Linked DNA regions of Mus musculus: all the other regions are linked to region 2. Evidence: chromatin loops called from intact Hi-C (ENCODE). Cell type or tissue: heart. All regions are shown on one strand.

Region 1 (5,000 bases), 200 kb after region 2:
GAAAGCCTCATGCTCAGGCTCCCTGGTCCCTCCACAGCTTCACATGGCCACTGGATCAAAATTAAAAAAAAAAAAAAAATCACAGGGCTAGAGAGATGGCTCAGTGGTTAAAAGCAATGACTGCTCTTCCAAAAGTCCTGAGTTCAATTCCCAGAAGCCACATGGTGGCTCACAACCATCTGTAATGGGATCTGATTGATGCCCTCTTCTGGAGTGTCTGAAGACAGCTACAATATACACACATACATGAAATAAATACAAATAAATCTTTAAAATAATAATAGGAATATAGAAATAAAGGAAGGAAGAACAAGTGAACAAAAGAAAGAAGACATGTTAGATGTGCATTTCACTAATTCACTCTTCACCCTGCATTCCTGGGCCCTCACAATGCCAGGCACTCCCCCCAAGTGTGGAGACACGCTGTGACACACTCAGAGCTCACAGTCTGGCAGTAGAGGGTAGCAAGAGCAAGCTGTGGCCCACCTGCCCCATAGAGGCCACGAGAAGAGAATGAAAGGGGGGACTCACTCTTACAGGTCCAGCTGGGGAAAGGCTTATTTCCAAGTTGGGGAACATGTAAGCCGAGACCTAAGAATGAACAGAAAATAGCCAAACAGGAAGGAAAAAAAGAATGTTCCAGGTTGAATGGAAAGTCCCGAAAAAATTTTAAGTCTGAAAATAGCACAGGACACGGCTCATTAGAAGAAGTCAAAATAAAAGCAGCCATGGTGGGAGCATACGGAGTAAAGAGGGAGCAGGCAAATGGGATAAAGCCAGTCCAGGTGGCTGTGCCCTGCGACGCTCATAAACCCAATGAAAGAGGCTGTGCTGATCTCCGGGCAAGGGACGGCTTTAGGGAAAGATGTAATACTTTCATGTTGGAAGGTGAGTGAAGGGGAGGAGGCAGTCTGTGTGGAGAACAAGGCTAGACTCAGATCAGGGAAATAGCCGAGGCATCAGAGTAGAGTGGGAGGGAGGGTGTGGACGATATGGCTAATGTGATTTGGTACTGATCTCGGAGGTGCTAAGACAAGGCGAGATGATGAGACCAGAGATGCTCACATAACCTGGACCAGTGCTTTTCCCACAGCAGTCGCTCAGCTGATCACTGTGCAGTGGAGGCTGGTGGGTAAGAAGGCTCCGTGGCTGAACGTGTGTGCTGTGCACTTGTGAGGATCTCACCACCCACAGGACAAGCCAGACTTCTCGCAGATGCCTGTAACTCCAGCTCCGAAGGATTTAATGCCCTCTTCTGGCATCCGCAAGTGCTCCAGTGCACTCACATGCGCACATACTCATCCAACCAGACACATGCACACACACACACACACACACACACACACACACACACAATCTTTACAACGATATTTATACCATAAATGACTTTACAACGAACCAGTGAATGAGAGGCAGAGAAAATTAACAGATAACTTTTCGTAATCCCTTCCAAGGCAGAAATACCTTTATACACTGTACAGACTCAAGAAAGAAGTCAAGAATGGTTTGAGACAGGATCTTGCTATGTAGCCCAGCCTGGCTTCAAACTAGAAATTCTGTCTCCAACTTCTGAGTGCTGGAATTATAGGTGTACTCCACCAAACTACACTCTACTGCTATTTTAGATATATTTTATATCTGTAAGTGCTTTGCCTGCACGTGTCTGTGCATGCAGCGCATGGCATCCAGAAGAGGCCGTCAGATCCCCTACAAATGGACTGACAGACAGTCATGAGGAGCATGTAGGTGCCAGTCCTCTGGAAGAGCAAAAAGCTCTTCACTGCTGTGCCATCTCTCCAGCCCCCTTTCTATGTAGTTCGTTTTCTGTCTCTGTGTAGGTACACATTTGCCACTGTGTGTGTGTGTGTGTGTGTGTGTGTGTGTGTGTGTGTGTGTGTGTGTGTGTAGGTCAGACTACGGTAATCCACAAAGATCAATTCTCTGCTTCCATCATGTGGGTCCTGGAGACTGAACCTAAGTTATCAAGCTTGGTAATAAATGCCTTTACCCACTGAGCCGTCCCACCAGCCCATTTCCTGTTTTTTAAAAGCATGTGTGACTTAGTCAAGATACACACAGGCTCCCTGATAGTATCACACACCTACGATTCAAGCCCTTGAGAAGCAGAGGCAAAGACAATCTCAAACTAGAGGCTGGGCTAGGCTATATGTAAGACTGTTTCAAATGTTTTGCAAGTACACATAGACTTGGTTCTTTGTTTTCCTTTCTTCCTTTTGGTGCTAGGACTTAAACCCCGGCCAAGCAACATTACTCACACGGAGAGAGACAGACAGAGACAGACAGAGAGACACAGAGAGACAGAGAGAGTCAGAGGGAGGAAGGGAGGGAGAGACAGACAGATTCAAACAGAGAGAGGAGAGATTCGGAGGGAGGGAGGGTGGGAGAGAGAGAGACAGAGAGAGAGAGAGAGAGAGAGAGAGAGAGAGAGAATGAAAAACAGTATTAGTGCCTTAGGCTGCCTTTGGTATTTTCACCTCCCTGAGTCTGTCCTAATGATGTCAGGTCATCAATAGCTTTCAACTTCCCCAATTCAAAGCCTCTGGACTACAGAATTCCACATATTCTTGAAAGGGTGCTTTCAGTAATAATCTAAACTATTGAGATAGTCCATTCATTCGTCAGCCTCCTATTTGTCATTTGTAACCTGGTGTTGTAACCATGACAACAGGCTCAGCATCAAGGAGCTACCAGTCCCCTCAAGCATTTAAATTGGACTCTGTATACAAATTAGAAAACGTATCTTCTCCATTTAGTAACTGAAAATGTCTTTGTTGTACAGACACTGGCCGCAAAAGGTGTTGTTTTCATGACGTAATACCACCACCTAGTGGTTGCAACTGTCAAGACAGAGTGCTCAGGAGATTTCCTCTGCAGAGCTCTATTTCCAGGAAGTAACTTTCTACCACTTGAACCCTTCTTCTTTTTCAAGGTAATAAGAAAACTGGGTCAGTTGTGTTGGTTAATTTTCATCAACTTGACATAAACTAGAGTTATTTGGAAAGAGGAGTCTCAATTGAGAAAACACTTCCACCAGATTGCTGGTAGGCTAGCCCATAGGGCATTCTCTTAATTACTGATTGATGTTGGAGGGTTCAGCCCAGCCCTCTGTGGGTCTTGACAGCCTTGGACAGGTGGTCCTTGTGTCTTAGTTAGGGTTTCAGTGTTGTTAAGATACACCATGACTTTGGCAACTCTTATAAAGGACAGCATTTGATTGGGGCCGGCTCACAGGTTCAGAGGAGTTGTATAAGAAAGCTGGCTGAGCAAGCCAGGAGGAACAAGCCAGAAAACAGCCCTTCCCCACAGCCTCTGCCTCAATTCCTGCCTCCAGATTCCTGTCTAGTCAGTGATGGACAGTTACCTGCAAGTGTCTGTAATCCCAGCCCTTAAGAGACTGAGGCAGGAGGGACGCCATGATTTTGAAGCAATGCAGGGCTGCAGAGAGAGCCCCTGCTTCAAACCAACAACAAAAGGTAAATGAAGAGTTAGTTTCCTCTCTAACATGGGTTCTCAACCTTCCTAATGCCGAGACTCTTTAATACAGCTCCTCATGTTGTGGTGACCCCAACCATAACATTATTTCACTGCTACGTCATAATTATCACTTTGTTATTATTAGAAATCATAATGTAAATATCTGGTCGATAGGATATCTAATATACGACCCTTGTTCCAGGGTCATTCAACCTCCAAAGGGGTCGTGACCACAGGTTGAGAACCACCGATGCTGTAACGCATAACAGTACTCTGGTATTAAATAAACATTTGTTAATGCATAACAGAAGAACACAGTAGTTTCATAATCTGGTACTTCATGGCAACAAAAAGAAAAAAATTCTTTCAGATTCCCTTTGGCTCCAAAGGGCCTCTAATCATTTCCATCTAAAGGCCGGGGATATTTCTGTCCCTAATCTAGCAAGAAATTCTTTTAGGCATATTTGAATTAAACTGATTTTTTTAAGGGTCACTGGTGAAACCCTGACCCCTCCCCACCAAACTCAGTGCATCTTCTATAATTCAAAAATGAAAAACAGACTCTGTGGCCCCTGTGGCTAGGACAACACCCAAGCTGGACTCTGGCTCCAAGAGACAGTGTGGACCTAGGCTACAGGTGTATACAATGACCGCACACACAGATAAGCCTGGGCTATGTGTCACCAGGCTATGTGTCACCAGGAAGCACCATCCAAAACCAAAGCGAACTAAACCAAGTGGCCTCCTTCAAGCAGGGGCCAGAGAGTGGCACATGGCAGAGGTAGAGGACTGGTGACTACTTTCTTGGAAATATTAGCCTCTCACGACCATGTTTCAGGAGACTCGACTTCAAGTTCCCCTGTCAAATTATCAAAGCTAATCTCCAAGCTCAGAGTCTTACTTCAGCTTCCCAAAGCCCCGGGTGACAGGAAGTGTCAGTTAGCAGCAGTTACCTGGACCCTCCTTGGTCAGAACACTGCGAGGCTGAGGCAGGGGCTCTAACAGGATGCTACCCCCTTTGTCATTTCTTGTTTATATTGCTTTCTCCTTCCTTTCTGCTTTAGGGTGCCCCATCTCAGTTTACTTTAAAGAGCCAGAGAGCACTCACAGGCACTGTGGGGCAATCAACTGCTGACATTTTTTTGCAGAATGGAGTAGAGTTCGTTGCCTTCTGCATATGCGCTTGTATACTCTTAGACGAGTGAAGTTCTCAACCTTGGTCAAAGAAGCCTTTCTCCGCTATGGGTGATGGTCAAAGTGTGGGCTCATAACTAGTCACCGTACTGGGAACAGACGCTGAGTGCTTGGTCCCAGATGGGACATCTATGACACTTGCTCCAAGTCCCAGGGACGTCATCCAAAAGGGAGTAGATGGACTGTGAAGACCAAAGGATAGAGAAGAGGGGCCACTGCCCTCCTGACAAGATGTGGCCGTTTCGATCATGAGCACAGGGCAGCTGTGATGCCTGCATGGGGCACAAGTGATGTCATGCAGTGTTGAAGAA
Region 2 (5,000 bases):
CTAAGCTTAGAACCCTGAGCATCTGGCCATGAAGGAATCACAGAACAGAGAACAAACAACTCAATAAGCAGTGGGCTTTGACGAGCGTCCATAGACATGGGCTCGGCCTCCAGCCTCGGGGCTGGGGGAGTAAGTAGCCATCAGCCCTGGATTGAGTCATACTAGGCCTTGGCCAAGGACAAGCCAGGAAAGTAAGGCTTCAGTGTCAAGAAGGCAGTAATGGTACCACCTAGGAAGGGGGACTGCAGAGAAGTAGGCAAAGATCCCAAGGATACCCACCCCAGGCCCTCACAGACACCCTCTGCAGAGCACAGGGGACAGGGAACCACCAGGAGGTGACAGGTTGAAGCTAGGAAGGGAAACCAGGGCACAGTGTGTGGGGAGGTGGGGGGGAGGGGAGAAGATACTATCTGGTAGGTAAACTTAGAGCCTTTCCTGACTCGTGATTTCAATGTTACATTTTATGTAACAAAAGTAACGTTTCCTATTTAATGCAAAGAGCTGCACTGTCTTAGTTACTTTTCTCGGCTCTGTGACCAAATACTGACAGAAAGTAATTAAAGCAGGACTTGTTTGTGCTCATGGTTTCAGGGGGTTCCGAACCTCTCTCTATGGAGAACAGGGCAACTCACATCATGGCTGCCAGGAAGCAGAGAAGAATCCAGGAAAGGACCAAGGCAAGAGACAGCCCCAAGGACACCCATGACAACTGCTGCCTAAGGCCTCAGCCTGCTCTTCCCTTCCCCCAATAATGCTCTCCTATAATGAAGCCATGAGCAGGCTGATCCATTGATCTAGTCAGAGTCTTCATGGTCTAATCCTCTCTAGAAATGCTCCGAGATACCCCAGTGTTATATTTTACTAGATGCTCCTGAACATCTCTTAACCAATAAAGGTGACACTCAAGATTAGCCAGCACACCCTGCTAATAGGATCTTGGCATACCAGGTGGACGGTAGGGTTTGTGGTGACCCGCGTCTGCTCTGCCACAGTGCTCGGGCCACTCAGGGAGGTAGGATGTGGGAAGTTTTGATTGCATGTACTCCACACCAACGCCTGGCGGGTGTCAGGCTATGGGAAGCTGGGGGACACTGCTCTGGGAGTGGGGGAGCACAGTCTGAGGTCCTGAGGACAGCTGGAGCTGGGTCAGGGGTCCCCAGGCCTGCAGGGAGGCCAGGGCTGCCTGGTTCTCAGGATCTTGGGCACCAGCTGGGGTCGAAGGGAAAAGAGGGGAGAGCTCTGGCTGGGCCCTGCCGGGAGGAGAGTACTGGTTTGTTCGGTTGGTGGCTTGGCTTGGTGGAGGTCATGACTAGGAACACTGAGAAGACTTCTGTGGGAGATTAGGTGGCCGGCTCTTTAGACAAAGGGTTGTTCCATTGCTCTCCATGGCGGATCCCAATGAAAAAAGACAGTCCATGGTTTTAAGACATGTATTGTCATGGTGGAAAGTGGATGTGTAAAACCATACCCCCTTCTCAGAGTGGGCCTGAGGTTAAATACCTTTTGCAGGGAGGAGTGTCTGGGAAGGAAAGCTTATTGGCTAAGCCTCCAGGCCTTTAGGTACATCATTAAAATGGAGATCTGTCTTGAGGCTACATGACCACAGGTCACATCCTCTACCTGTGGTGGGGCTCGGAGCGTTGCCCTTAGGTAACTGAAAGACACAAATCTATGGAGAGCTGCAGCCTAGTGTCCGGGAAGCAGGCAAAACACCTGCCTACCCACAGGGTTACCAGGGTTTCTAACTTTAGCTCAACCAGGAATCAGGCTGCCTTTCACAGTCTTACACATTATGGAAAATAAGCCTGAGTAGTGCCTCACATTTTTCTCTTCCTCCCTCCTAGAAGGCCGTACCCCTCAGGCCTGGCTAGACCATTGAGTTGGCAGTATCCTCAGTTGTTACCACACACACAAGACCTAAGGCACCATCTCCACCTGTGCACTGAGCCCTATGTTCCCTGGTGTCACTTAATCCTCCAAATGTTTCCTCCCCAGAATACAAGGTTCTCAGCTGGAAGGGTTTCCTGGGACAAGGAGTCCCCTTTGCTCTGCCTCCCTTTTTTAGCCCCCCACACACACCTGTACCCATCTCTACATTCTCAGAGCACACATCTAGACCAGAGGCCGGGAATTTCCAGACACCCAGATGAGTAGTCAGCTCACTGGGCAACAGAGAATAAAGCAGGGGCCTGGTGTGGTTGATAAGGAAGGTAAGGGTTTGTAGGTGGTAGAAATATGGACCTTGCTCCAGGCCCAGTGAACACCCATGGCATTTGACAAAACCCCAATGCGACCTGTCCCGGGACTGTGTAGCTTCAGGAACGCTAAATGTTCCCAGTAGCCCCATGACAGAAACTGAGAGCCTGCCATCTACTCTGTTGCAGACGAGTGCCTTCTGGAGCATCTCCACAAGGTGTCAGCAGAGGCCCAGTGGCGTCCCCTATACAGACCTACCTTCATAGGCATTCTGGGAAGGCCTGGCTATCCACAGCCACAGCCCAGACAAGCTCTGCACCAGGCCCTGAGCAATTAGGTCATCACCCAGCAAGTGGAGGGTTTGGGAGTCAGGCATTAGAAGTACACATATGCAGGGCATAGTGGTGCATGCCTTTAATCCCAGCAGAGGCAGGCAGATTTCTGAGTTTGAGGCCAGCCTGGTCTACAAAGTAAGTTCCAGGACAGCCAGGGCTACACAGAGAGACCCTGTCTCAAAAAACCAAAAAATTTAAAAATTAAGAGGTACACATATACGCAGGCTTAAACTATAGTTCAGTTTGTAGTGTGCTTGCCTAGCATACGCGAGGCCCTGGGTTCCACCCTCAGAGCTCCACAAACCAAGTGTAGTGGTGTATACCTTAATCTGAGCCCCCAGGAGGTGAAAGCAGGAGAACCAGAAGCTCATGGTTATCCTTGAGTCTATAGCAAGCTTGATGTCAGGTTATACTGTATGAAATACGCATGCCTCAAAAGTAAGCATACGTATATGCACGTGGTGGGGAGTCACAGATGGATGGCTGTGTATCATTTGCTTGGGTGCACTTCATGCATGTCTTTAGGTGTGTACTCACAAGGGTATTATGCATATGAGTGTCTGTGTGTCCGTGCACGTGTTTATAGGTGTATGTGCACATGGGTTCCTATAATTAAATATACAGGTATGTGTCAACTCTGCCCTGCCTCTCTGCCTTCTTGAGATCTGTCTCAGGAGCTGCCACTCAAGAATGGGTAGGATCCGGTCTAGTAGCTGCTCAGCCAGCCCCTGCCATGCTCTTAAGACCTTGATCTTGAGTGCTGAGTCCCGACCAACATGTACCGAGCCACACACACAAGGGCATGGGCAAGGGAGAAGCTGGGTGCGCAGAGGACTGAGTTTGCTGTCTGTTTTGTACAGTGATAGGGGACTTCTGGTGACCCTTGAGCAGGAGTAGGAGGAAGGTGAGTGGAGGCAGAGGCACCCTTGCCGGCTGTGCTATGACTGTCAAGTCGAGAATCAAGGAGTGAAGAGAGTGGGGGGAGGGGCACGGCTGGGAGATTCAGAGTCAGAGAGCCACCAAGGCACCTGAGTCCTGCTCAACCTTCTGTGCCCACTCCATCCTTACCTCCTCTGAAAACTTCCCTCCCCACACGGCCCACTGCCTCACAGTCTCTTCAAGGTTGATGTTGCCACAGGGAGCCCTTCAGGGTTTCTGAGGGCAGGGCCTTCCACAATGTCTTCCCCCTCGTTCTCCCTAACCCAAGCCTCTTGGATAGTTTAGAAAGAGGACACCGGCCGGAATGATAGGTCGGGTGAGTTGTGGCTTTCAACTTGGTAGAATCTAGAATCGCCTGGAGAAGGCCTCTCTGTGTTCTGCTGACCTGGGACAACCCACCTGCTGTGTAGGGTGCCATTCCCTGAGTGGGGCCATGGAGGACACCCAGAAGGGGAGCTGAGTGGGGGGGGGGGTGTTCCTGCTCTGTCCCTGACCCTGGATGGGATTTGCCCAGCGGCTTCAAACTCCCGCACCCTTGACTCTGCCCTCGAGCTGTGATCCAGAAATAACCCTTTCCCCTTGGGGTTGCTTTCATCAGGGTTCCCTCACCACAACGGGAAAAGAAACCAGCACAAACGGCTCTTTTGAGCCGTCCTGCCGGGGTGGGAGAAGAGAGGGTTTGTGGGTGTCATGCCTACAAACTGTAGGAGTCCAAATTTACCATCCTCCGAAGACAGGCCTTGCTGCTGAGTGAGGTCAGAGGCATGAGCCCCTACCCACCCCCCACCCCCCACCCCCCATCCCCCACCCCCCACCCCCGAGTTTGTCTTGACCTTGTCTTGAGGATAAGAAACAGTGCCTGCCTCTGAGTTAGGTCTTACAGAGTTGTTAGCCATGATTGTTACCATTGGGTCCAAGACAGGCCACATATCTAGGACCACAGAAAGGCAAGTTAATAACTGACCCACCAAAGCACTGGCTGGTGTGGCCCTGGCATCCTATAATTGTGTGTGTGCACAATCTACCTGTTCACTCACTGGCCAACCTTTTTTCCCCTCAGAACACCCTGAATGCTAGCCCTGTGGGTTCTCTTTACTAAGAACTTTCTAGAACCTTGCAGAATGCGACCAAATCATAGTACTTGCTAATTATTCTCCAAGGTAAATTAGCAAATTTAAACCTCCTTTATTTGTCAAAACTGGGACCATCCTTCCAGATTGGAAGGCAACTCCACCACATGTTATTTCAGAACTGGACACTAGAGGGCAGCACAGGGCCAAGTCAGGACTGTTTAACTCTGCCAAGGACTCAGAAGACAGGGGGCAACTGGAGCTCCTGGAAGCAGCAGGCTGGACACCTTTAAAGCCAGTCTCTGCCAGAACCAGGGAGTTGGAGTCTGTACAGGGCAGATTTACCCAGGCCATCCACTGTTTTGTTGTGGTTTGGTTTGGTTTGGTTTGGTTTGGTTTGGTTTGGTTTGGTTTGGTTTGGTTGTTTTTTCACCAAGCCAGTCAAATTTTCTCACAGTGC
Region 3 (5,000 bases), 150 kb after region 2:
TATTGAGCCTGGTAAACAGTAGGTGCTCATTAAATATCTGTTTACAGAACAAAAGGGAAAGAGTGAAGAACAGTGGAGAGGCCACAAAAGCAGATACTCAAGACCCCTGTGCAGTCTCCATGAGCAGCACCTTTCTGAGGAGACCAAAGCCACAGCTATGGCCGGGAGATCAAGAGAACCCGCACAGGAGCCATCTCTTGACATCATTCCAGGACACAAAGCTGCGTGGTAGGGTCTCAAAATGGGCCACAAGGACATTTTCAAGATGTGCAAAAGCCATGTACCCCTCCCGACTCCTAAGCTTTTAGTTTGGGGCTGCAGAGCCAAGTAAGGCCAGCTAAGTGACAGTGATGCAAAGAAGAGAATCCTGAGCCTGTGTCCTCAGCCAGCCTAAGAGGACTGCAATCAGTGTCAGTGCTTTCTAGCCCCATCCAAGCGTCTCCTGAGCCCAGAAGACAGATCAAGAGGACCCTTTATGGCATCCTGGCATCTGCCAGACTCAGCACTTCCTAGGGAGCCTAGGGGCTGCCAAACTCCCCTCTGTAAGGGAACCCAAACCCTCAGCCAGGCCAGTGACAACAGCAGCCTGTAATTTAGACTACCAACATCTACCTCAGTGGGACACAACATCACAGAGAGCAGCTCAAGCCAAGCATTTCCAGGGTCAACGTGACTATACCAGCCAGGGCCTTGGTGGGCTATTGCTTCAGGAGCTTCCCAGCAACTCACCTTGTCCGGAGTCAAGAGAGACCTCACCCCAAAGCTCATGCAGCCAATAAGCGTATGCTGCCTGGAAGGAGAGCAGAGAGTGAGTCTCCCACGGTCTGTTCAAGGAAGTCAAAGGTTCCACAGTCTACGCGTGGCTTCCTAAGAGCACCTCCGCCTGCTTCAGTTCCTTCCTTCTTCCCACTTTGTGAGGTGGGCAGAGAAGTTCTACTCAGTCTCTAGAGGAAAGCACCAAGCTTGCTCGGTCCCCTTCCCAAGGTCACAGAATACTTAGTATTGACTTCGGTCCCCTTCCCAAGGTCACAGAATACTTAGTATTTATTAGTCAGGTCCGAGAAAACCTGAGCAGATGCTGCACTCTCTGATGCCATGGGAGCTCAGGCTACCTTGAGGAGGTTAGCTGTCCTAGTGCTGGCTAGGTGGAGAGGGTTGTCCCCATCAGAGATTCTTAGCCACCACCTCAGCTGGGGACATGCAGTAAGCAGAAAGTTATGGGGCCTCCACTCACACAGCCTTGCCTCACAGCCAAGCAGGACCTTAGCAGTTCTCAGATGGCTGGAGTCCGAGTTCCAAACATACCTGACATACAAAAGTCACAATGACCATCTGACCGGACTGTCAACAGGGCAGGCAGGCACAAACCAAGGTCAGGCCTCATACATTGCCAGACTCTGGTGAGGGGTAGAGTTCGAACTGGGGCCTCTTGGGTAGCAGGAATTCAAAGTGCCTAGAGAATGTCCAACCATCACGAACTGATTGGCAGCTTTTAATAGCGATGCCATCGATGAATGCCAATGAAATGCCAACACTTGTTGGCGTATGCCAACCTGAAATTTCATGGAAAACAGAGCCACAAAAGAGAAACAATGGCTGTGTCTGGTAGGTGGGATTGTTAGCGATTTTTGCTTTCAAATCATCATAGGGGAACAGCCACTGCTTTTGCAATGGTATTTTTAAGGACCTCTGTTGTACCACACTCTACTTGAGCTTGATACTTGAGCCTTTTGTGAGTTTTGATTCTGCTTTGTTTTTCTTCCCTTCCTTTCTTTCTCTAGCTCTCAACTCAGATTTCTTTGTAGACTGGTTTAATTACTATCTAGAAACAGCATACGTATTTAGACTGGAGCATAGCCCTGGCAGCCTAGTTCTCACTATCTGAGAGACCCACGGAGAGCATCTGGCCTGCCCCGATTGGCAGGGGGAGTTGGTAAAACTCCCTGCAGATGTACCTCCCAGGAAGCCAGTCTTCAGGGGTCAGGCCCAGGAGGCAGTTCTCAGCAGCCTCAAAGGGCTGCCTACAAAACCTGCCTTGAGACTTTGAGCTGCAGAGTTCGTGCCTAGATCCAAACGCAGTTAGTTCAAGGTAGCGTCTGGGCATGGGAGCACAGGGAAAGCTCTCCAGGGATTCTACACGTACCCACCCATGGTCAAGGCGAGGTCGAGAAGCTTCCATAAATACATATTGTTTGGATTCTCCGGAAAGGGTGGCAGCTTGCCACCTGATAGTTGTAAGCACAACAAAACTAGCTTCTCCCAGGCACCCAAGCCAAGTGAGGGGCAGGGGCATGGAGCACTGCCACCTGCCTGTCAATCCATGTTCTGAACCATAGCCACGGCTATCTCACTCCATGGCATCATTGGCTGCTTCTCTAGCAGTGACTCGTGGCTACCTCCTTCTCCTTGTCCCCGTCATACAAGGCCCCATTAATGATTTGCTCAAGGAGGGTAATGCAGTCACCCTAACTAAGTACCCCTTCACCTTCCTACCCTGCCGTTCTGAACACTCTTCCCTCTTGGAAGCAGGCTAGACTGCCACGGCAGCAGACATCCAGATAGCTGCCATTCAGGGATAGCCTTTAGAGACTCTACCAATGTGCTCCTAGCAAGTTTGTTTTTCTCGTCAGCACATTTGGGAGAGTCCTGGCTGCCAGTGAGGTAAAGTACGCTCTGCACTCAATGCTGGCTGCCGCTGTAGACTTCCCTGTCTCCAGGCTTGGGCTTTCGTCGTAATAAACATTGCCTCCCCCTGCTCTGCTGTAAGTGGAATTTTTATTCCCTGGTGCTTAGAGAATGCTAAATGGTTAATAGCCTCCCTTGAGCTTTGCAGCCCTGCTAAGGGGCCTCCAGTGATTTCATGATCGTTCAGGCAGAGTAAACTGTCACAATTAACGTCCACAAGCAGGGACCTCTCTCGGAGTGTTCTTCAATTAGCTACTTCTAAAGGCTGCTTTGAAAACCCTTTGGAGGAAGAACTGCTTATATAAGTAGCCTGAGCATACGGCAAGGCACCGACCAGCCGGCTTACCAACTTGGGCCCTCACAGGAGAGGATGGCAATTTCCCTCCGTGAAGAGGCTCTGGAACCATGCCTCGGTCCCTGCCTACTGCCAAGGCTCCAGCTCCAGGCTTCTGCACTCGGCAAAGGCTTGACAAATGGGGGAATCCATCACGCCCATGGTTGGCAGGCGCTGGGCATGGAGCCCCAGTGTTAAGGAAACATGACAAATAGGCAGGAATTTAAATAGCAGTTCAAGACAGCAATACAGGGCCTGGCACTAGACAGAGAGAGATTGACAGATGAACAGCGAGGGCAACAAGCTATGGAGGCACAAGAGGTAGTTGGGGCATGGGAGCTCACAGGACGCCTCCTGAGCAGAGCCAGAAAGAGGAGGAGGTGCATCTCAGAGAGCCAATACGAGGCTCAGAGGCAACTTTATGGAGTGCGCAGCAGAACTGCTCAGCTTGCCGCAAGACGAGACTTATTACATCCTGGGGGAAAGCACATTAATCTACTCATTCAAGAGCCTTAAACGATTTTGTTTCATAGGGTTTTATGATTTTTATTTCTAGTTTGATGCCTTAAACTGAGGACATATGTTTTCTATTCACTTTTTTTCTTTGTGTTACGTGCATGACCCATCCATCACTGGTCATAAGCTTTCTGATATCAGGTCACTCTATCCTTGACAAAGATCCTGTCCATAGAAGGGTTAAAGGAGAGGCTGCCCCAGAGTATTGAGGGTGCTATCTGACACAGGACAAAAAAGACCTTGCATATATGCAGCCACAGGTTATCAAATAAGATTGTATTCTTTAATTACATATGTATATATTGTATGTATATATGTGTGTGTGTGTGTGTGTGTGCTTTTCTTAAATTTATTCATTTCCTTCCATAATGGTCTTTCACATTGATGAGTCAAATGTCTGTCTTTCAGGGGAACAGTTACATCTCTCTCCAAAGTTGTTCTCTGGGTACAAGTTCAGAAAGTGCTATAAACAATATTAGAAGCTCCAGTTCAGCTTCCGCTTATCATCCAAGAGGACTTCCAAATGGCTTAGCTCCATGTTCAAAGCACTGAGGAATTAGACAGATTACTATCATTCTGAGTGTGATTGTGTCTTCATGGTTCTGTGTCTTTAGGAGTTGTCATATAGACAGACAGACAGATAGACAGACAGACCGAGAGATACTGATAACATAGGAAAGTGATACACTGGAGGAGGGAGAAATGGGTGGGGCCCAGAGGAAGAAAACTACATAGTGATAAAGGATGGATTGGCGCTATGCATCTCTGGGGGTTCATACCTGCCTTCTATCTTTTTTTTTTTTTTAAGATTTATTTATTTATTATATGTAAGTACACTGTAGCTGTCTTCAGACACTCCAGAAGAGGGAGTCAGATCTCGTTACAGATGGTTGTGAGCCACCATGTGGTTGCTGGGATTTGAACTTCGGACCTTCGGAAGAGCAGTCGGGTGCTCTTACCCACTGAGCCATCTCACCAGCCCCCTGCCTTCTATCTTTACTTATCTTTGAAAAGGTCTATACTTTTGTTTGTTTGTTTGTTTGTTTGTTTGTAACTGCTTAATATTCACAGAAGTCTGAAATTGAAATAGAAAGCCCTGGAGATGGCTGGATTTTACAGATAAGGAAACTGAGGCATGGAGCTGGGGAAGGGCAGGTCCACAGTCATACAGCCAGTGAAAGTGGCTCTCCTTAGCTCCTGCCGAGATGCTGACACCCGCAGCTGAGCTCTGCAGCTCCCCTTCCAGGATTCTATGTGCCCATGTTGGGTGGTGTGGGCACAGATGATAACTTCAGGCCCCCTCACCCCCACTCTCCACCATGTTCTGTCAGGACAAGGCCTCTCACTGAAGCTGGAATTAGGCAGGCAGCTGGGAAGCCCCATCATCAGTCTCTAAACCCCACAGTGCTAGGGGTTATAGGCTTGTGTGCTGCAATGGCTGGCTTTTTCCCTGTGTGCTGGGGAT
Region 4 (5,000 bases), 160 kb after region 2:
CTGGTGCCTGGGTTGCCTGGGCACCTGTGATCCATCAGGTGTCCTGGGAGATTCTAATGTCCAGCCAGAACTCGGGGCCACTGGCACTGGAGGAAAACCTTTCTCCAGAGGACTTATGGATCTACCTGGCTGGGCCTATGCCGACTCCATCTCAACTCTGTTGAAGGACCACATTGCACCTGAACTCCCCCTAAAGACTGGTGAGTCCTCAGACACTGCCTCATTTCACAAACCCACCCTCTCTGCTCTGTCCTTTTGGGCCAGGAGGCAACACAATGATAAGGACAGAACTTAGATCCAACTGCCTGGCTTTTCCTATTAGCTTTACTGAGTGACCCCGAGCAAGGTCCCATCTTCCTGAGCCTTGGTCACCTCTTCTGGAAACTTAGCGTAAACTACTCAAATGTATTCTTGGCTGGACTCAGCTCAGCACCCAGCAAGTGAGGTGCCTGGTATCAGCGTGATGCTCTCTGCTCCATCCATGGCTCAAGTCTCTTTCACTGCTGTTCCAGAAACCTGTGTGAGTGCTCAGCACCTAGAATGTTGGTTGCCAGGCAGTAGCAGCTGGGTGGATGGATGGATGGGGCAAGGAATACCATGAACATTGTTCCCTGATGAAAAGAAGATTCCATCAAAACAAAAACTCTTCATTATCAAGGTTAAATGGGACCCCTAAAAACGCATGATAGCTAGTGGGACTTGGGTTTCCAGAAAGAACTCAGGAGTTGGGATGTAGGTCAGTGCTGGAACATCTGCCTGACATATTCGAGGCTCTGGATTCAATCTCCAACATGGTGCATACACAAAAAACATTCAATCCCCCAAGCATTTCCAGATCTGGGCTGGAGATCAGAGCTGATGTTCGTTCACATGGAACCCGTTGAAATGCATTCAGTTCTATTCCAGGTGCTGGACAAGGGCTACTGGCCACCGGGTCTCCCAGATTCTCAGATTACCTCTGTGAAATGAGTCCCGAGATGCTCCTGCCCCTGGGCTTGGCTGGCAGATGCTCTCACCTGCTTTCCTTAGCAGCCAATCATTCCTGCTGCTTGCCCACTACACCCCTCCCCCATGCTATAACATCTGCCTCTCATTCTTTACAAGCACAACTGCCTCCTTTGTCCCCCACTGCCTGCAAGATCAGTGTGTTTTAAACACACACACACACACACACACACACACACACACACACACACACACACACACAATCTCTGCGCGCACACACACACACACACACACACAATCTCTGCACACCTGAACCAGGTCTCATCATGGCAGCCTGAGGCCACCACAACTATCCCTGACTTCCTCATTACTTCCTGCTTGCTTATGCCACACCTGGTCTAAAACAACCCTTCCACCTCTACTCTCTACCCAGGTTCAGAAGTCCACACTTCCCATGAAGCTCTCCGAGTCACTTTCCCATCCTTACTCTTCTCCAGTCATCCCGTTCTGTTTGAGAGGTTCGTTAGTATTCATGAGGCATGCATATGCTGGGGACAGTGGTGACTCAGTGCAAAGTAGGCCCAGAGGGGGACAGTGCACAGTATCCTATGGAACTGGGTTACGTGTGTGCTGTTACTGTCCTTTATCTCCAGACAGTGCCTCGTATCCCTTCCTGGAGAGTGGGCACCTTAAGAGCTGAGTCTTGGTGTATGCTAGTTGCCATCTGTGGGTTAAGCCCTCCTTGTTGATACCAAGAGCTTGCAAATGTTCACTGGCAACGTCTTGGCCTCCTCTTCATCACTACCTCCATATGACTGGGACTCAGGGTACCAGCCTCTGCAACTTATTTAGCCTGAAGGCACAAGGTAAGTACCTCAAGTATGCTGCCACCCCCTAACCCAGAGAAGGTTCTCAGCCCTGCACAGCAGTTCTCCTCACCTGGTCTCACTGGCCCGGTTCCACACTGTCACCAGAAGACGCTTCTGATCACCCTCCTCTGGGACAGGACTAGGAAGCAAAGCAGACCACCAGAGCATTAGGAGGGCCCAGCTCTAGGCCAGGCTCCCGGAGCTGGCCATGACTACAACAGCTGAGCCGGCATCTATACAACTTGCTAAATATAGTGCCACCGTGTGGGAGCTGCGTCCTCACGTGCATAATAGCATTCATACTACATTGTTAGGGACAAAAGAGAGGCCAGAACACACGGTCATAAAACAGTCCTGTGTTGTAAACACACAGAGAGGTGCACGTCCACAGAAAGAGAGATCTGACAAGAAACAGAGCAACTCCTATCTTATGTGAGTAGGAGGAGGATGCTGAGGGTTTTCTATTCTCTTCCTTCTGTTCGCCCGTATTGTCCAGAATTACCTTGTGAAATGAGAAGCAAACCAAAATATTATGATTCGCTCTCACTAACAGGAAAAGGGTCAATGCCCATGCCCTTCCCACTGGCCCTGGAGCATCCAGAGAGGAGGGACAGAAATAATATAACAACAACAGCAGCAGCTCTCCCGCCAATGGGCGCTGCCCCACGTCCCACTTAAAGAGTCCCAAGCTCCCCAGGAAGAAACTATTATTAACTCCATTCTACAAATGAGGAAGCTGGGGCTCAGGGAGGTTAATGAGTTTAAATGAAAAGGGATGCACAGGTAATACCCGCCCTTCAGCTTGGAAAATTCCTTCTATTGAAGGTGAGAACTTGGCCAGAGGCAGTGGGAAACCAACCGGCTTCTCTTTTTTTTGGGGGGGGGGGGAGTAGGGGGAGTGCTGCCAGCCCTAAGCTAGTTACTGTAGTTAGGAGAGACAGCCAAGTGACACATTATTCCTGTAGGCCCCGCTGCTGGGCCCTCGGCCAGGGATGCAAGGACACCGGGGAGGAGACAACAAAGGCATCCTTCAGAAGTCACTGTTGTTCTGCTCAGATCTGTGTCTAGATCTGGCGAACTGAGATCTTTCCAGGCAAACCCCTCCCTGCCTCTCCTCTCAAGGGCCAAGCCGGTCCTGACTCTTACAAGAAGAAGTGCTCGTGGAAAGCTGGGTCTCGGCAGTCTGGAATGATCTGTGTGGTCTGGCAGGGGAGCTGGCTGTCTTCTGGGATCAAAGAAACCTTCGTTGAGTAGAGAAAGTAATAGCATTAGGTGATCATAGAGACACAGTCACCCAAGCCCCACAGCTAGCTCGGAACAGCTAGTTCTGCGAGGCTCCAAAGTAAAAGCTTTCCCCGTGTTCCTCAAGCCAGCCTGAGAAGACCACAGAGTAGAGTCCCCATCGCAAACAAGGAACCTGCCTGCGGCCAGTAGAACGCACACCAGGACAGGGAGTCATGGTGGTGGTAGTAAGATAGAGAGAAGGTATAAGCTTATCATCTCTATTCTTCCCTAGACCAGGGAGGTTTCCCCTAAGCCAAAGGCCTCCTCCCTCTTAGGTCCCCAGGTGCTCTTGGGCATTCTGCCCTTGTCCCACCCCAAGCGGCCCCAAGACCATGTTTTCACTACAGTCCTCTTCCTCCCAGGCCTCAGGCAGCCAGCCTGTTCCTACAAAGCCATTCTCCAGCTCTTGGCAGGAAGGGTTTCTGGACTTAAAGGGAAGAGAGCGTCAGGCCTGCACCTGGCATCTTGGCTGCTACAGTCTGGTATGCCCCTGGCCTTTGGCTTCCTGTATCTTTACCCCTGTGGTCCTCTGGACTCATTGCCAGGGTCTAACTCAGAAAGATCTCCCAGCCCTCAGGGAAACCCCTCCTGCTCTCCTGCCCAAGTCTGACTGCTCTCTCTGCCTCTGGTTGGGTAGGGAAGGGGGTGAGGATGCCGTGTCCACTAGAAAGCCTGTGTTTCAGTCACCAGCACAGTCACCACGTGGATCACCAAGATCACCCTAAGGACTCTAGCTCTTGACCAAAGCCTTAGGGAACAAGTCAATCAAAAGAACAAGAGTCTAGACCAGCGTGGGGCCTCATGAATGCCCAGAGACCCAGTGAATGAGGTGGTGAATGGTCACTAACCCATAGGTGTCCTTGGACCTTGAGAGTCCAACTCAGTACCCCACACCTGCCTCTCACCCCATCAGATACCTTCACATAGGGATCGCAGATGCCAGGCTCCCTGCTCATCAGGCCTTTGCCTTCTATGACTGAAAAAGAACAGAAGGGTTAGGGTGGGGGAATGGAAGTACACACACTTCAGCACAAGCACGCACTCGCTAATGGAAAGACATTTTCTATTTTGTACTCAAATAGAAGACATAGCTGTGGGCAGTAGGATTCTGACCCTTCCCCAGGTCTTTGAGTTGACCTGATGGTTTTGACCCCATCTCTGCCTCGTCTCCTTCACCAACGTGTTCTAGCAGCACCCTCACCAAGGTATAGAGTAGAGCGCAATCCATTCCCCAAGTCTTATATAGCTGGAGGGGGAACTTGCAATATATTCAACATATTCGATCTAAGCATTACTAGCTGAAGCAAACATGGCTGCCAGGAGGGCTCAAAACTCTAAGAAACATGTGTAGAGTCACAGAACAAGGGAAATGGCAGTTCCTTTAGAACCTGTGTCTCTTGACCAGTCCGGTGAGCTCTCTACCTTCCAAGACAGCCTCCAGGGATGGGAACCCAGGCTGTGTGGGCACTGTGCTGTGCAGTGGGTAGTGCCACAGAATGGTCACGAGCTCAGAGTCCAGAGGCAGGCAGATTGCATGTGAAGCCAGCTGCACCATTCACTTACCATGTATGCTAGAGCAAGGAACTCCAGTTTGCTCAGACTGAGTGCCTCATTTCCCTAAGAGCTCGTATTGGTATTCACTCACATGACACTTGTACTTTTAAAATAAAAGAACCTCTCTAAAGTGCCCAGTAGACTGCTGGGCCAATAAGTAACTGTTCTGCAAAATATTTGCTATATAAGAGAATGAGGGCTGGGGTGTGGCTTAGTTAGTAAAGTGGCTAGCATACATGAGGCCCAAGATTTGATACCCAGCCCTACCAACAAAACAGAAAACAACAACAACAATAATAAAGATCAACAGACAGACAGACAGACAGGAATGGGGTAAGTGCTTGCTAT
Region 5 (5,000 bases), 420 kb after region 2:
CTGTTAGATAGGAGTGGGCAAGGGAGGGCTATTAAGGGGCTGAAGACAGCCCAGGATAGGTCGTAATTGGGGTCTGAACCTACAAGAACATTCCTACCTCCACAAGTTACTGGCCTTCTAATCAGTTGATCAGCCTTGTAGGAAGTATCAGCTAGAGTTCCCCCTAGGAACTCTTGTTTACACTATCACCCTACATTCCTGATACTAGAGAGGAAATAGCTTTACTTGTATATACCTTAGCTATCAGAGCATTGAAAAGAGAAAAGAAAGTAGTAAAGTATGTCTGTTTTCTAGACTTCTTGTATAGCCAGAAAATTTGTCTGATGTATGATGTTGGGGCTAGTGTGAGTCTAGCCTCATCTACTGTTATTTAGAGTCTGTTTCCTCAGTACCTGACAAGGCCACAGAGCTATCTCTGGATCCAATGAGGATAGTGGTAATGAAAGCATTGTTACACTAACTGTAAAGCATGAAGTGGGATTTTTGAGGCTAGTTTTGAGGTTAAAAATAAAAAAAATGAATGGCATCTTTGTTTTCTTCATCTTCAGGAAATCAGACAGCACCAAAGCCAGCCCCAGCTACCACAGGCACGTCCTCAGTGCTGTTTGCCACTGCAGTGCATGCATACCGCTAGTAAGTAGTTGGAAGAGAAAGCCCTCAGAGCTGGGGAGGCTGTGGACCAGCCGGCTGCAGTTCCTGTCCTTCCTCAGAAGCCTGTGCTCATCGTAGCCTAGTTCCTCAGAGAAACTCAGCATTATTTTGTCTATGTTGTTAATGTTTGGGCCCTCCACAGCAACTTTCTGAGATTTTAGGGATACTATGGATAATAGATGACTGAAGAATAAAAAGTTGGGGCTGGGTGTGATGGCTCTCACCTTTAATCCCAGCACTTGAGAGGCAGAGTCTGTAGGTTTTCTGTGATTCCTAGATCTGCCAGAGTTGTACCAATGAGACCCTGTCTCAAAGAAATAGAAGTTGCAGAAGAACTTTAGATTAAAAGTTGCCCACCTCTCACCTTTCCTAAAGACCAAATACTAGCTGTTTCAGATCAGAGAACTGGCTCTTCATGGTTGAAAGGGATTCTGATATTTGTTGTATTCTTGTTTCAATAGCATAAATGGTCAATATGCAAAGCAGGGCAAATTTGGAGCGGCTGTCCTGGGGAACCACACAAGCAGAGAGGTGAGAAGACCCACATTGATTTATACGCCACATCCCAAGAATTGTTAATGCCTCGGGTCTGTTTCTTATCTGTTGGATAGAGACTTATGTGTTAGATGATAAGAATGTCTACTGATGATAACTGAGTGTGTATGACTAGGATTGAGTAGATGGCCCTAGTTTGCTTACTGTTATGCATTAAAACAAGTGCTGTTGTTCGGAATGCTTGCTTTAGACATCTCCTTTGTGACGGTTCTAGTGTAAGAGCTGGAAAGCTTTAGAGTAAACAGTCAAGGATGCTCTTTGTTGGATAGCTAATGATCATTCGTCATTCTGTCAGTGCATTCCATCGTTTTGCCTATGTTAAAGACCAATATTTATCCTTTGAAGCCTGAAAATAAGGCTGAGCAGTTGATCAGGGTATTAGGGTGAAGTATAGTGGATGTCACTAAATGCCACCAGGCCTGACTTCCTTGTGTTGGTACATCCAGCTCAAATACCACTCCAGAATTTTGAGTTAGAGATTATTGAACCAGACAGAAGACATTCTAGTATTTTAGAGGCCCAGAGACACAGAATGGCTGCTCTGCCATTCTCAACGCAAAGCTAAGATTAGTTGCCCATGGTGACTGATATAATGGCCAACACTCAGTCTTCAAGTCAGTGGGACTTCAGTATTACCCATGAGTATCAGACCTAAACTCTTGCAGCCATTAGTCTTCTATCGGTCACCCGATCCTCACCTCTCTCTTTACCGCTCAGGTTAATTTGAACAGATCTCCAATATACAATTTCAGCAGTAAATGCTTTAGCATATAATTGTAAGAGATGAAATACTTAGAAAGAAAATTATCATGCTATTTACTGAAAAAGTAAACAGAATATTTTAGTCAGGATGTGTTCAAATTTCTCTTTTTCCTCTCTATTATTGTTTTTCTTACACTTCTATTTGAATCAGCATCTAGTGAGGTTACCCATTGCAGTTGGTTCCTGTGTCTCTTAAATCTTTCATCTTCCCATCGGGAAGCAAATGATGTATGTCTCTTGTTGTGTGTTAGCAGATGCTGAGGACTATTATCTAGAACTTTGGTTTTGAGACCCCCCTATGCTTGACTGCCAGAAAGAGGTGATAGGTTGGAGAAGCAATTATAAGAAAGTAGATAAGGGGCCGGAGATAAGGCTTAGTGGTTAAGAGTACCAGCTGCAATTCCAGAGGACCAGGGGTTGGTTCTCAGCACCTACATAATGGCTCATAACTATCTGTAATCCCAATTCAGGGGACCTGAACTATCTGTAATCCCAATTCAGGGGACCTTATGCCCTCTTCTGGCTTGTGTAGGTACTACATGAATGTAATGCACAGACATATATGCAGGGGAAACATCTATACTCAAAAAAATAAAATAAATTATGGGGGCTGAAGAAATGGCTCAGCAGTTAAGAGCCCTGACTGTGTTTTCAGAAGACCCAGATTCAATTCCCAGCACCCACACCACTGCTCACAGCCATCTGTAAGTCCAGTTTTAGGGAATCCAATGCTCTCTTCTGACTTCAACAGGCATCAGACACAAAGTACAGACATGGTGCACAGACATACATGCAAACAAAACACTCATTCACATTAAATAAAGAGTAGGAGCTGGTAGCTGGGTGGTGGCCAGGATTTGAGAGACAGGAGGATCTCTGTGGGCTCAGGGGTCAGCCTAGTTTACAGAGAGGGTTCAGGACTACATAGTGAGACCCTTGTCTTAAAAAAGAAAGAAAAAGAAAAATTGCAACAATTATATTGTAAAGTTATTTGGGAAAACAAAACAAAACAAAACAAAAAAAAAACTCACTGGAGAGCTGTAGAAATGATGAAGGGGAGAGAAATTAAAATCTTAGAGAAAAAACCCCAACAGTGAGATGTCTCCGTTCTGTGTCCTGAGCACATTGCTGGTTTAGGTGTAGTGTAGGCAGCAGGTATGACACAACCAGAGACTGCTTGAGAAAAGAGAAACTGACAAATCTGGAGTCTTGCAGCTCAACAGCGGTATCCCCGTGGGACATTTGTTGAATTCAGGGGTGGTTTAGAAGTCCAGGTACTACCAGAGTCAGAACAATTTCTGCAGCTTTGTAGTGCACAGGAGAGACACTTCTAGAGGGAGAGAACCTGCAACAAGTAGCAACTATCTTCCTTTCCCTATATTTACCAGACTTTGAATTTCATGGGGAAGTAGCTAAAGAATTCAGCTAAAAATCCTTGTTGATTAAAACTTTAAGAACCAAGGAGTTAGAGACTTTCTAGGCTTTCAGCCAAAAGCTTGGAAAGGTCCTGCATGAGTAAGAATCAGGACAACTCAGAGGTAGACTGGTTCTTAAAATTTCTTTTAAAGATTTATTTATTTTCTTTGGTATATGAATATTTGCCTGCATTGCTTTTCTGTGCACTGAGTGCACAGTGCCCACAGAAGTGAGAAGGGGTGTTGGAGCCTCTGGAGCAGAGTTAGGGTGCTTGTGAGCCACGTGTGGACACTAGGAGCCTGGGCCCTGTGCAGGAGCACCCTAAGTGTGCTTAACCACCAAGCCACCTTTCTAGCCCCAGCAAACCAATTCTTAATAATGTCTAATCCTCTTACAACCAGTACAGGCTATGGTGGGACTGGGGTGATCAACCCTTCACTTTGAAAAATAAAATAAATATCTCACATAAAATCACACAGCAGCCTTCACAGCTCCCCGAATTTCTAAGGACTAATTTCATCTTTTAAAAAACATTTATTTTTATATATTTGTGTCTGCATGTGAGAATGTGCAGGTTCCTGCGGAAAACAGAGGTAAGTAACTGCTCCCTAGAGTTGTCAGTCTTACACATGACTTTGAGGCTCCTCTTGCTGAACCAGCATGTCTCCAGCCCAGAGGGTGAATTTTAATTATTTGGATGTTTTTGCTTGTTTAATCCATATATAATACACACTGTTGTCCCTAAGTCCCTGGAAAATTGGTTCCAGGGTCCTTTCCTACATATAGATAAGAAAATCTGTGGTATAGACTAATTATGTATGTGATATAAATAATATTCCTTATATAAAGTGGCAGAGGGCTGTACTTGTACATCCTTCCATAAACTTTAAATCATCTCTAGGTTATTTGTACTATCTAATACAATGTAAATGCTACATAAATAGTTGCTATTTTATTTAAGGAATATAAGAAAAATATGTTTAAATTTATAGGACTAGAATCCATGGAGGTTAACTGTAACATATATTTTTTATATATAAAATTTTGCAGTTTAACATTTTAAGTACACAGTCTAGTGGCTATTTTTAAATTAATTTATTTTGTATTTACTTATGTATATGGTGGCTTGCCTACATGTATATCTGTGTACTGCATGTGTGCCTGGTGCCAGAAGAGGCCAGAAGAGGGTGTTGGAGCCCTTGGGGCTGGAGTTACTGGTAGTTATGAACCACCTTGTGGGTGCTGTGAACTGGATTCAGGATCTCTGGAACAACAACCGTGTTCTTCACTGCTGAGCTGTCTTTCCAACCCGGCTCCAGTGGCTTTAGTGACATGTCCAGTACTAAGTACTTATCACCACTGTTCTCATTTTTTTCATAATCTCAAACATAAGCCATCCATTAAGGTGTAACCGTTCATCTCCCTGCTGCTCCTCCTTCATATTCTCCAATGCGCTATCGCTGAGTCTGACTGTCTTAGACCCTCGTGTAAGTGGAATCAAGCGGTCTTGGTCTTCTTGTGGTTGACTTGCTTTATGAGCTCAGCCCTCGAAGTTCATTATGTTTTTCTTACTCATGACCATGCTAAGCACATGCTCTAGCCCTGACCCTCTTTGT
Region 6 (5,000 bases), 310 kb after region 2:
AGCAGATAAAGGCACTGCTGCCAAGCCTGACGGCAGCCTGGAACCCCAGGAAATACAGTCCCTGGGACCCCCACACATGCTGTGGTGTGTGCAGCTCCTCTTCCCAAACAAACATAGTCTTTTGAAAAGTCCATATGATTTGATTTCAAAGCAGAAAAATTCAAGCTGGCACTGGTTTGGTTCCTTCCTGTCAGCTTTAGAGTCTGTTAGGTTGTGACATTCCATTCTGACTGGCAGCAAAGAGTCAGGCTTTTCCTGTTAGTGGGATATCACGGTTATGTTTCCGTCCCATTTACTACAAAATCACATTCTGCTTCTAATTCCTTTCAGATTATGGGACAGTCGGGGGCTTCAGATGGCTCACATGTTTCCCACAAAACAGCATATCCAGACCCATTGTGAAGTCAGCGTGGATGGACACACGTGTATTTCCTGCAGCAGTGGCTTTGGGGGTGAAGGCTGTGAAGCCACGGTGAGAGGCTGGGCCAGGTGTCTGCTCACTGATGAGCAGGCTGCTCTGGTCTCACTCCCGTCGCCAGGCTGCACAGACAGGATCTGCAACAGCACTGGCCTGCTTCAAATGCAAACTGTCAGTCACCCCGTGCACTCCAGTGGCTTCCTTTGAGAAACATTTATTAACCGGGGTCTGTCTGAATTGGTAATAGACAAGAGAACAGGATGGAAGTCAGGATAGAAAAGGGGTAAAGAGAGCAGCCTGCTGCTGATCTTGCTCCTAGAAGAGCCTAAACAGGTAGGGACTGTCAGAAGAGACAGAGGTGTGGCCTTTGAGTAAGTGGCCATGCTAAGGAAAGCGTAGTTCATTGGGCTGGTCCAGGGGCCAACTCCCTTATCCAGATACACACCTCCCTTGCCGTAACCTCGGGATATACTCTTTAGGACCCTCCCAAGTTTCTGGATTCATAACTGCAAGTTCTCATTTAAATAAGAGTGTATTTCTGAGTTATCAGACATGTGTGCCATGTCAGACTTTGAGCTAAGCATTCATGGTTCCATTTATTTCCTAAGACAGGGCTTGAGTTCTATGCAATTCTGTGCTGTTTTAATGTCTATTTTACGGTCAAGGGAATAGAGACATGGCAAGTTAGACATGTAGCTAAGACGTAGCTGGTCTTAGTTATTTTGTGGGTTCTTTTTTCTACCCTTTATCCCCCTGGTTTCACCCCCTGTCACTAGATAGCAGAGGAAGAAGGATGTGGGCGGCGGGGTGGGGGCAGTGGGGAGATCTGTGAATCTAGTATTTTCTGAGCATGACTATTCAGAAGTTGGGAACCGTAACCAGCTCCCCCTGTATGACCAACAATCACTGACCCTGACAGGGGGCCCTAGAATTTGTACACCCTCTGAAGAGTTCCCAGACTTTCAAATGCCACACATTCACAGAAACTATCTGTAGCTGGCAAAACCATGTTTCCATTCCAATATTCTCACTGCAGGAATCTCCTACTCAGGACATGTTCTTAGAAGGGGTAGATTAGGGTTTGCAGATCTTGCATGTATCATCTCTTATCCAGCTGATGGATGACAGGGGCTCCTGGGCCCCCGTCTTAGACACTGTTCAGTTTTCTCTCATCTCTGAAGGGTTCCTTATAGGTATGGTTTGATATGTGTCAGTACAACAGGGACCGATGGGGCTGTCACTTCCTCTGTCAGAGGCACTAAGCATCACATCAGAATGTGTGCACACAGGAAGAAGGTGTCCCTTACTTTGGGGTCCCCACAGCCATAGCTAGTGCTGTTCAAGACATAGTCCATACTGCAATAATTGCTGGATGGATGGGGGTTGGGTATGGTGGATGAGATAAGAGCTTCACCTGACTTTCTGGTTCCATGAGAGGGGGTCATAGGGAATGGGAGGGTAGATATTCGTGACACATGAGCATCTGTGTGTATGAGCTGGCTTGTGTCATTACTTTGCAGTTGTGGGACCTAAGACAGACTAGAGACAGAATGTGTGAGTATAAGGGGCATTTCCAGACAGTTGCATCCTGTGTCTTTCTACCGAAGTCCACGGCCTTGATGCCTATGATTGCTACCTCTGCACATGACTCCAAGGTGAAGATTTGGAACCAGGATACTGGAGGTAAGCAGTCTGCTCTCAATTGCTGTTCAGGAGCTGAGTGCAGCCTTAAGACTTTTTGCATTACTCACCGTATGCAAAGCCACCCGTGTCCTGCCGTTTTATAGTCTCCTGGTGGTTAAGAGGGGAGACACCACAGTGCCCGCATCTTTCTGTTCCAGCTCTGGCTATATAAGCCAGCTCCAGGCTTCCCTCATACCATGACATACAAAGTTATTCCTGAGAGTCTAGAGGGAACATGTTTGACTCGTAAGTTCTTTCCACATGCAGTTCCTCATCAGATTTGAACTTGTGAGACTCAGAATGTCTGGAAAGGGGAAAGAGAATGCTAATTTTTTTTAAATATTTATTTTTTTATTATATGTAAGTACACTGTAGCTGTCTTCAGACACTCAAGAAGAGGGCGCCAGATCTCATTACAGATGGTTGTGAGCCACCATGTGGTTGCTGGGATTTGAACTCAGGACCTTCAGAAGAGCAGTCAGTGCTCTTAACCACTGAGCCATCTCTCCAACCCGAGAATGCTAATTTTTAGTTCTTATTTCAAGGATACAGTTAGAACCTCAGCTCTTGTTGGGACTGTAGTAAAATAAGAACAGACTCGGAAAGGCTCCACCTGCTGGGAGTCTGAGGCAGTGCTTGAGATCGCAGTAAAGTGGAGGCCCTCAGCACCAGAGAAAACTCTGTCTGGTGGGCCGTGTAACTTCCCAGAGACTTGTGTGTGCAGGACCTTAGAGGTCAAATGGTGGATGCCTGGGAATTCTGTGAGCCATGGTTTAAACTTTTGGTAGCATGAAATTCAGTCACGGTGGGGAATCTACTAAGGACATGGACAAGTCTGTGAGCAAGTGTTGGGTTCTCTTCTAGAAGTCTGATTTCCCAGCACTGCCTCTGTGCTGCTTTAATCCTGACAGGATTTGACTTGAGACAAAAACAGTGTTATCTTAGAGCTCTTCAAAATCTTCTCAGTCACTCTCCAGAAACTCAGTTCCCCTCAGGGAAAAGAGGTAGGTGTGGCTAATAGTCAAACAGCTGTGGCCATAAAGCCAAACTTGTATCGTGAAGACAGGCCTGCCCTACCCTTACCTGCCCCAGTGTAACGTCTGCAGGCAAGGGACCGTGGACGTTTCAGATGAAGGGAGCACACCACCTCAGTGTGGGGAGCCAGGTTGGGAGGCACCGCTGCCCTGCAGTGCTCCTAGAAGAGTAGCCTCAGAGATGCAGATGGAGGGAGGCTGGCCCAGTTAAAATAAATTCCAGACTTTAATCCCAGCACTTGGAAGGCAGAGGCGGTGGATCTCTGTGAGTTTGAGGCTAGCCTGGTCTATAGAGTGAGTTCTAGGACAGCCAGGGCTACAAAGAGAAATCCTGTCTGGAAAACACAACAAAAAAAGCAAAGGCCAAGCCTCCATCACTTCCTCTCCTCCGTGAAGAGAGCTGGCAGCCTCAGATTAGTGTCCTTGTCTGTTTCCCCTGACTTAGCCTGTCTTCTCTACCCCTTTTAAATATGGCCTCACTTGTCTGAAATACTGCTTGGGTGTCTACATCCTGTTAGTCCTGGAGTTGAGGTCGTGGAGGTGACCCTGGGTCTCCCAGTCAGGTGCAGTGTACCTTGGTGAGAGGCAGAGCCCTCCTGGCTTAGAGGGCACAGGGCATGCTTTGTTTCCTGTTCTCATGGTACAGTCCCACATTTCCTAATGATATTTCAATGAACAGCAGAGCACATCCGATGGTTTAGACACGCAGTGGTGGACTGTGCTTTCTGCGTGTGCACGAGCGCCTCCCTGATGCTCACAGAGTGGCAGGACTGCCTCGTGATGGCTTTTCTAGCATGTTTCCATCATAAAGCACAGCCCAGCTCTCCTTCCTCCTGCAGCTTGCCTCTCCACCTTGTCTCTGGATGGATCAGGACCCCTGACCTCACTGGCTGTTGGTGACATCTCCTCCTTGTTATGCGCAAGTTTCTACAGAGGAGTTCACTTACTCAGAGTGGACCACAGCCAAGGACTGGAACTGCAGGAAGTGGCAGCCTTCTAAAATCAAGAGATATTGATTGGATAATATCAAACCATGGTCCCTCTTTCTGTGTGGCTTTGTGTTTTTCCACATGATCTTCGGGGGGGGGGGTGGTTAGAGTTGGTGTTCTTTTCTTAGCTTTACTTCGAAGGCGTATCATTGTTAGATGATTTGAAAAATCAGGGTATTTGTTTGTACAAGTCTCACTCCATAGCCATTAAGTTCCCTAACTTATGGATCTGTGAACTCTGGAATGACAAAGGAGTAGTGCAAGAGGATGCTACTCATCCATCCTACAGAGGGCTAAGTAGAGTCTCCCTAAAAGTCCCAGTGATGTTCCCATTCCACAGATGGGAAAGCTAGGGCCCAGAGAGAGGCATGCATTATTTTGTCCACACAGGAAGGGAAGAGCTGAGATTTGAATCTGGGTCTGCCTGACTTGGAGCTGGGAAGTCTTCCTCCCCAGTCTTTGCCTTTGTTGTTTTAGACACTTAGAGACCATAACAATGTTTATTTATTTTTGAGACTAATTATTAATCTAGTTCTGGAGATTGGATTCAGGATGTTGTTTCTGCAAGCCAGGAGCTCTGCCACTGAGCTTTCCCCTACCCTTGCATTAAGTTTAGACTCTGGGGACATCTGAGGCTGTAGGCAGGTCTCCTTTTAGGGCAGCGAAATGCCTAGCGTGTGCTGGATGCATGCGGTGCTGCAGCTGATAGTTTCTTGTAGAAGGAGACAGTAAGTCAAATAAATGGAGGGGGTTGCTCTGGTGAGTCAAGAGGGCTCTGCACCGTTCCCACTCTTTCCTGAGCCCTGCCATGTGCCTGAGAAGCAGAAAGACGAGCGTGTGCTCACGTTGATGGAACCTTTTAAAAGTTCTAGCCTG

The links. Hi-C counts contacts between places; a loop is a spot of excess contacts. Peaks named below come from ENCODE experiments on the same cell type or tissue, not always from the same donor. Only the 100,000 strongest peaks of a DNase experiment are listed, where the experiment ranks them.
Region 1: it touches region 2 in a loop (8-fold over the local background); 39 of 42 quality-filtered maps call a loop at or near these places.
Region 3: a loop joins it to region 2, with 2.9 times the contacts of the local background. A loop is called at or near these places in 3 of 42 quality-filtered maps.
Region 4: it touches region 2 in a loop (6-fold over the local background); 3 of 42 quality-filtered maps call a loop at or near these places.
Region 5: it touches region 2 in a loop (2.9-fold over the local background); 4 of 42 quality-filtered maps call a loop at or near these places.
Region 6: a loop joins it to region 2, with 3.0 times the contacts of the local background. A loop is called at or near these places in 14 of 42 quality-filtered maps.

Annotation. Positions count from the first base shown.
Region 1 is chr4:62,559,279-62,564,278 of GRCm38, reverse strand. It overlaps a transcript of Rgs3 not described here. Among named protein-coding and RNA genes, the nearest start is that of 4933430I17Rik, 36 kb to the right of the region's middle. In heart, a CTCF peak has its summit at 2,851 (motif pointing left); no DNase peak of the experiment used is centred here; H3K27ac peaks cover 967 bases; H3K27me3 peaks cover 4,439 bases.
Region 2 is chr4:62,761,629-62,766,628 of GRCm38, reverse strand. It overlaps Gm30699 (a long non-coding RNA gene), which reads left to right. Exons shown (of 4, transcript XR_881345.2): 4 at 592-1,414. Among named protein-coding and RNA genes, the nearest start is that of Gm30699, 11 kb to the left of the region's middle. In heart, CTCF peaks have their summits at 2,404 (motif pointing right) and 4,735 (motif pointing right); DNase peaks (open chromatin) are centred at 2,408 and 4,788; H3K27ac peaks cover 559 bases; H3K27me3 peaks cover 1,842 bases.
Region 3 is chr4:62,611,091-62,616,090 of GRCm38, reverse strand. It overlaps a transcript of Rgs3 not described here. Among named protein-coding and RNA genes, the nearest start is that of Rgs3, 6.1 kb to the left of the region's middle. In heart, a CTCF peak has its summit at 2,296; DNase peaks (open chromatin) are centred at 2,150 and 3,160; H3K27ac peaks cover 1,409 bases; H3K27me3 peaks cover 4,344 bases.
Region 4 is chr4:62,604,562-62,609,561 of GRCm38, reverse strand. It overlaps a transcript of Rgs3 not described here. Among named protein-coding and RNA genes, the nearest start is that of Rgs3, 13 kb to the left of the region's middle. In heart, a CTCF peak has its summit at 2,078 (motif pointing left); DNase peaks (open chromatin) are centred at 3,041 and 3,151; H3K27ac peaks cover 1,105 bases; H3K27me3 peaks cover 4,425 bases.
Region 5 is chr4:62,341,690-62,346,689 of GRCm38, reverse strand. Fkbp15 (FK506 binding protein 15) reads left to right here. Exons shown (of 28, transcript NM_001045528.2): 3 at 549-633; 4 at 1,113-1,182. Among named protein-coding and RNA genes, the nearest start is that of Fkbp15, 16 kb to the left of the region's middle. In heart, a CTCF peak has its summit at 2,495 (motif pointing left); no DNase peak of the experiment used is centred here.
Region 6 is chr4:62,452,912-62,457,911 of GRCm38, reverse strand. It overlaps Wdr31 (WD repeat domain 31), which reads left to right. Exons shown (of 11, transcript NM_023597.3): 9 at 331-472; 10 at 1,939-2,101; 11 at 3,975-5,000. The coding sequence ends at 4,135. Among named protein-coding and RNA genes, the nearest start is that of Wdr31, 15 kb to the left of the region's middle. In heart, a CTCF peak has its summit at 2,716 (motif pointing left); no DNase peak of the experiment used is centred here.